Linked DNA regions of Homo sapiens: region 2 is linked to region 1. A link is an interaction called in ENCODE POLR2A ChIA-PET data of the cell type or tissue named here. Cell type or tissue: endothelial cell of umbilical vein. All regions are shown on one strand. Links, peaks and the distances in the headings refer to the core of each region. The heading gives the core; the rest is flanking DNA.

Region 1 (2,927 bases), core at 175-2,674:
TAAGGACATAAAGGGGAATGGGATATCCATCCCATCAAGCATTCAGCCTTTGAGTTACAGACAATCCAGTTACACTCTCTAAGTTTTATTTTCCCATTTGTTATTCAAATTATGTGATATAGCCATTTATTATAAAGAATCTGACATGCGTTATTATTGATTCTTAAATGTGATGGGCTAGAAATAAGTATTTCTGAATTATAAAGCAAAAATATCTTGAAATTTCCTTATGGTAAATTAAAGATAGAAAACAAACAGAAAATATCTGCTTTAAGCGCACAGATCACTTAGCAGACTTTTGGGGAGTAGGACTGATGAGTTTTTTCTCAAATTCCTAAAACTGCAAAAATATCATTACGTTATCTTACTTTAAAGAAGGTCTAAAAAGACAAGAGATGTAGTTGTTTTTAAAGTAAGTTGCAATCTCACTAAAAACACTTGTGAAACTGTGTAAGAAATAAAATTATAATGTGCTTTCATTTCATTGTCAGAATGAACCACTAAAGCCTAGGCTATAATGAAAAGTTTTAGCATGAAGAATTATAATTAGTATAATTGGTGAAAACCTTTTAAATTAATTACAAATAGGATAATAGGGCTCATCAATTTGTAATATCCTAAATTAGTGATCCATTCAAACAAATGTGTATGCTTACTTGCTTCCTTTATCAAAACACACTTTTGGTCACTATTTAATATGAAACAAATGAGATAATCTTTCCATTTTTTATCAATCTTTAATGTAGACCAGTCCCTCAGTCCCTCAGAATCACTGAGAAAGCTCACACAAATTGTAAAACATAGATGTGAAATAGCAAAATCATGAATTTAACATATGTGTCATTTTTTTCTATCTGAAGACAAATAAACAAAAAACCTTGACAAATATTTCCTTTCATTTAAGACTGACACTACTATTTAGTCCAAAATACTTCATCACTTTATAAAATAAGAGTTACAGCAATACTGTAGACTGTAAGGTAAAAAGTTGCAGAGTGTATAAAATATTTATAAGCTAGTTATACATTTTTAAAAGAGTAGATAGAAATTCAAAGCCAGTACGAAATTCAAAGGAGTTCCTTCTTCATCTGGTTGTCTGAGTCTTTGAAGAAACTTGTGACTGGAAAGTAATATTATGTCAAAATATGATTAATCTAACAGGAAGCAGTGATGTTCCATAATGATAAAGACCCAAGTCTAAACTTAGAAGCAAAACTTCAGGTGGAAAACTGACCCTCCTTCTGCAACCGGCTCAAAATATTTAATGCATGGAAGGATAAAACACCTATTAGAGACTTCATACTACCTAGGAGAATATAAGTGATAATGAAGCTTTCTTGTGAATTAGATATCTTGTTTAAGAGGGCAAGTCAAATTATCACCATTATCTAAGTAAAACATTTTTGTGGATAGTTTTCTTCAGCTGTATATAAACACATTATTTATAACATCATGTTTTCTTGTCCAGTAACTATATTGGCAATTAGCATTTTCCCAGGGAATGCAGACTAATTGTACATTTCACATATTTCATAGGCAGATCAATCAGCACTACTAAACCAAAAGACAGTCTAAATACCAGGTGCCATTAGAACTGAAGAGACATTTGTGTGAGCTGGAGCATCCTGGCTTAGTAGAAATTAACACAATTTAAGAGCAAGTTGCTCTCAAACACGGTGATCTGAACTGAGCAAGAGCTGTCTCCAAAGGTTGCTTCAATGTGAACTAAAATCCCAGAAGAAGCAGCTAGTGATCTCAGAATAGTGATGTCTCTCAACAGTCTCAGGCAGAGACTCACTCACACTCTACTCCTAAATAAAGACTTTGGACACAATATCCTCTGAGCTCCAAGTGCATTAATGCTTCTGGACTTGCTGTGAAGTCTAAGGCCCTCCAGGACTGGGCGGGAATGTACAGCTACTTGCCAAACCCTCCATAACCTACTGCATTTTGTTACAGCAAACATAATTTACAAGATAAAATTGGGGTAATTTGTGAATCCCTTTAACAATTAAGTTTACAATGAGAGAGAATCTAAAAATCTTATACTAGCTATTGTTAGAAATTAATCCCTACACATGGTTTTTAATTGAGAGATAATATGTGCAGTGAAGTACATAGAGCACAAAACCTAGGCTCCATGATTTTTAAAATAAGGACCCATTCATGACCACCACCAAGATCAAGATATAGACATTTCTAGATTCTATAATGTTCTCTTTCTAGCCAATAGCCATGCATCCTCCCTTTCCCAAGATGGACCACTATTCTGGATTTTATCATTGTGAACTAGTTTTCCCTATATCATAATTTTGCTTCTATGTTTTTCTGAAAGTGACAATGGTACATTTTGCACTAACGCTAAAGAAATAATGTTTATTGCCTTTTAATATTTTTGCATCATTATTGTTATATTAATGGCCATTAGCTCTTCTCCCAAATCTGACATAGTGTTACATAGTCTTTCTCTGGCTTTACTTCTTAGGATCCTATTGAGGAGCCATTCTCAAGAGCAGGGGAAGGTCTAAAGCCTATATCCTTTGTATCTGCCCCAGATGTGTGAGAAGTTCAGGGTGGGGGTACTTGCGGAAACCAAACTGCTATAGTATTATCAGTAGGAAGCTGTATTTTAGTAGGGCCATTTGACAAGTTATTCCATTTGGTCCTAACCATAAAGCATGTCTACATTCTAAATATCACAGACCAGTACAAACTTAATGGCCCTACACTAATAATAATGAACTCAGTTTATTCGTACAACCTTAAGGTTAAATAAATAAATGAATGAATTTACTTCATGAATAAATAAATGAATGAATGAATGCAGAATATGCTTGAGTTTTCTTAATGATGAGAAATTTACTATCACCAAAGGAAACCCAATTCATTTTTAGAATTTATTTTTCACAGATTTAAAAGATAAAGAT
Region 2 (2,927 bases), core at 146-2,645, 440 kb after region 1:
TCTCTATTGGTATATGCTTTAAAGTAAATTCTCCTTACTTTCAGTTCTATTGCAAAAATGTTTCCTTTTTTGGAAAAAAAAAGCCACATAATGCATTACCCAGATTTTAAGAATGGCAGATTAGGAATACCATTTGTACTTTTATGCCATATTTCTGAAGGATATCCACTTCCCTAAGACCAAAGTTTTATAATTTTCTATGATTTTATGCTCTCTGTTCTTTATATAACATCTAATATTAGAGTTATTTACATCTTTAACAAAATAACATCTAACATTAGAGTTTTACAACTGTTTCTATTACATAATAGATCTCAATATTTTCTTAGGTAGACTATACTTCATTTCAAGATAGCATCCTTAGAGATCTCACCAAGTAGAATTATAATACAATTATTTAACTGAAAGTTTCTGGTTGAATCAAACACTTGTAATCAATGTATGTTAATCTCATGTCCGTCATAAAAAGCTCTGCCAGAATAGGGATGATCAGAACCAGCAGACTAAGAGCCATGGGAAAGACAGGTAAAGAAATACCTAATAGCAGATGGTAAGACAATGCAGGCAGGAGGCCTTGAGGAGGTTCAGAGATTCAATTAAGTGACAGAACTCCATTTTCTGGAAAACTTAGAAGAAGATCAGGAAAGATCTCAGTCTGAGATGAATTAGGCAATCAGACAGGGATCCAAAATAGTGACTAAAATACTTGAACCAAGGTATATAAGGGCATGCTTAATCATAGAGGAATAAAGTAACAATATCATTATCAGAAATTGAGTATAGCATACAATCAGAACTGACTTAGAAAGATTCAATTGCATGCTGAGCCCAAGAATTATTGATCATAGACTCCTTGTGTTCTCAATTCTTACGGAAAGGATTGGTTTTAGATTCTAGGGGTAGGACAAGAAGCCAGTCAAAATTTATGGGGGTCTAAAACATTAGAGATCTTTTTAAAAAAGATTATGTGAGTTACAAGTATAAAATAAAATAAAGAAGTGAGTACTTATTTAGAATAAGAAAAGAAAGCCCAATAATTTAGAGAATCCTTGGAGCTCAGGGCCCTTTTTTCTAAGATTTCCCCAGGCCGTTTCCAAGAAGTGTTTTCTTAGTGATTGTTCCTGATTACAGCTTGGCTTCCCTTCCAGCCTAGCATATCGTACAACTCCCAGACACTCCTAGCACTTACAGGGGCCTTTGCAAGTGAGGGGCATTGACATTTAAGCTTCAATAGTTTCAGGGTAAATCTGCCTCTGGGCAGAGCAGATGTCAGAGAAAGGAGCTAAATGGTCCCGAGAAGCAGGAGAATGAGAGATTATAAGGGCAGAGAGTCAGTTAAAAAAAAAAAAAAATCATTAGAAACTACTGTTGAACAAGAAAATGTTGACTATACACGGTGATTAATCATAATTAATGCTAATCTGGTGTTACCTATGCCAACACGTAGGTCATCGTGTGGAACTTTGGTCAAACATATTTGGAAGACTGAATGTGAATGCCACAGTGATTGCTGACCCTGAAGGATGATTCACGGCCTAGACAGTTCTGCCCAATCATTTTGACTAGTCACAAACATCTGCTAGAATCATCTTCAAAATACTTGTGTTTGCTGGCATTCTTTCCTATCCTGGCATGCTCTTCTTACTTTGAACTTGGCTGAGCTTAGTTTTACATCTGACATCATTTTGCTAGGTACAAGGGTTTCACAACTCATATCCACAGAAAGAAGATTCCAGATAAGCACACTAAGATGACTAAAACGTAGAATTAGTGTTATTTAAAAAATATACTTTAAAGTGTCCTTATCTTCTCTTGAAGACAAATAAGAAATGAAAGAAATAAAACACCTCAGAAAATAAACCATGCTCATTTTCCCTGTGATAAATTACTGTTTTTGTTGCACGAGGAAACCTGTTTTACTTTTGTGTTAAGCAGGTCATTTATTGTTTAAGTCTAGCTCCTAGGAAATTCTTCCCTTTACTATTTTTGTTTGGTTCTTTTTATTTTTAACTTCTTAAAATGTAGTTGGTCTCATATAGGCTTTGTTTGAAAGGACGTTCAGCCTTGAAAAAGTCACCTGGTAAATCATTCCTGTCAAATTACAGCTTAAAGAATTAAAAGGGAAAACTGCTGGGGCCCACGGACTATACTGCAAACCTCTCATATATAAAGGGGAGCTTCAGATTTGTGGCAACTTGATCATCCTAAAATTAGAGAGGTCATCCCCTGACATCTGCAGCAGAGACCTGATTTAGAATGAAGAGTCACAGCACAAAAGTTCTGCTTCATGGTATTCTCTAAGCCCTCATCTCCAGTTTATATCTTATATTCACTGTAGTTTCTACTCCCATCTAAGTTCTGATCTTAAACTTGTGTTTCCCAATGCTATAATCAATGACCTCTCTGAGGCTTCCTCCTATTCCCCAGTCTCTCTTCTGTAATACTTTTCCTATTTATCTGACTTTAACAGTCTCCTTTGCTGATTTCTTTTTTCCTCTTTCCTCAAAAGGGTCCGCCCTCTCTGAGTTTCAGCTCTTGGATGTCTGGTGGTTTTTCTTTGTCCTCTAATTCATTTAACATCCCCCTTCCTCTGTACCTCCAGGGTTATTCCGCGAATTCCCAAAGCTTTACTTCTTATTCACTCCACAAATATTCATTGAATAAATATTCGTTGACTCCTTTTTCTCTCCTACGCCCACATTCAGACATCAAATTTTGTTGACTCTACATTCAAATCTATCTGGAAATTGACCTTCATTTACTGCTACTGACTTGCTTAAAGCCTCCGTCATCTCTCTCCTGGACCACTGCATTAGCTTTCAAGTTGGTCTACAGGTCTACAGACTTTCTGTTTTATTTCTCCACTCACTCTCCCTTATCTTCCTCTAATGTGGCAGCTGTGGACTCTGTGATCCTTTTTAAATCCT

Evidence for each region. ChIA-PET counts read pairs that join two places held together with the same protein. Peaks named below come from ENCODE experiments on the same cell type or tissue, not always from the same donor. Only the 100,000 strongest peaks of a DNase experiment are listed, where the experiment ranks them.
Region 2: POLR2A ChIA-PET joins it to region 1 with 6 read pairs; 2 of 35 experiments call an interaction of 5 or more read pairs at or near these places.

What each region holds. Positions count from the first base shown.
Region 1 is chr3:146,601,783-146,604,709 of GRCh38, reverse strand. All of the region lies in intron 1 of PLSCR5 (phospholipid scramblase family member 5), which reads left to right. Among named protein-coding and RNA genes, the nearest start is that of PLSCR5, 2.1 kb to the left of the region's middle. In endothelial cell of umbilical vein, for the core only: no CTCF peak of the experiment used is centred there; no DNase peak of the experiment used is centred there.
Region 2 is chr3:146,165,290-146,168,216 of GRCh38, reverse strand. No RefSeq gene overlaps it. Among named protein-coding and RNA genes, the nearest start is that of PLOD2, 5.6 kb to the right of the region's middle. In endothelial cell of umbilical vein, for the core only: no CTCF peak of the experiment used is centred there; DNase peaks (open chromatin) are centred at 1,386 and 1,541; H3K27ac peaks cover 1,767 bases.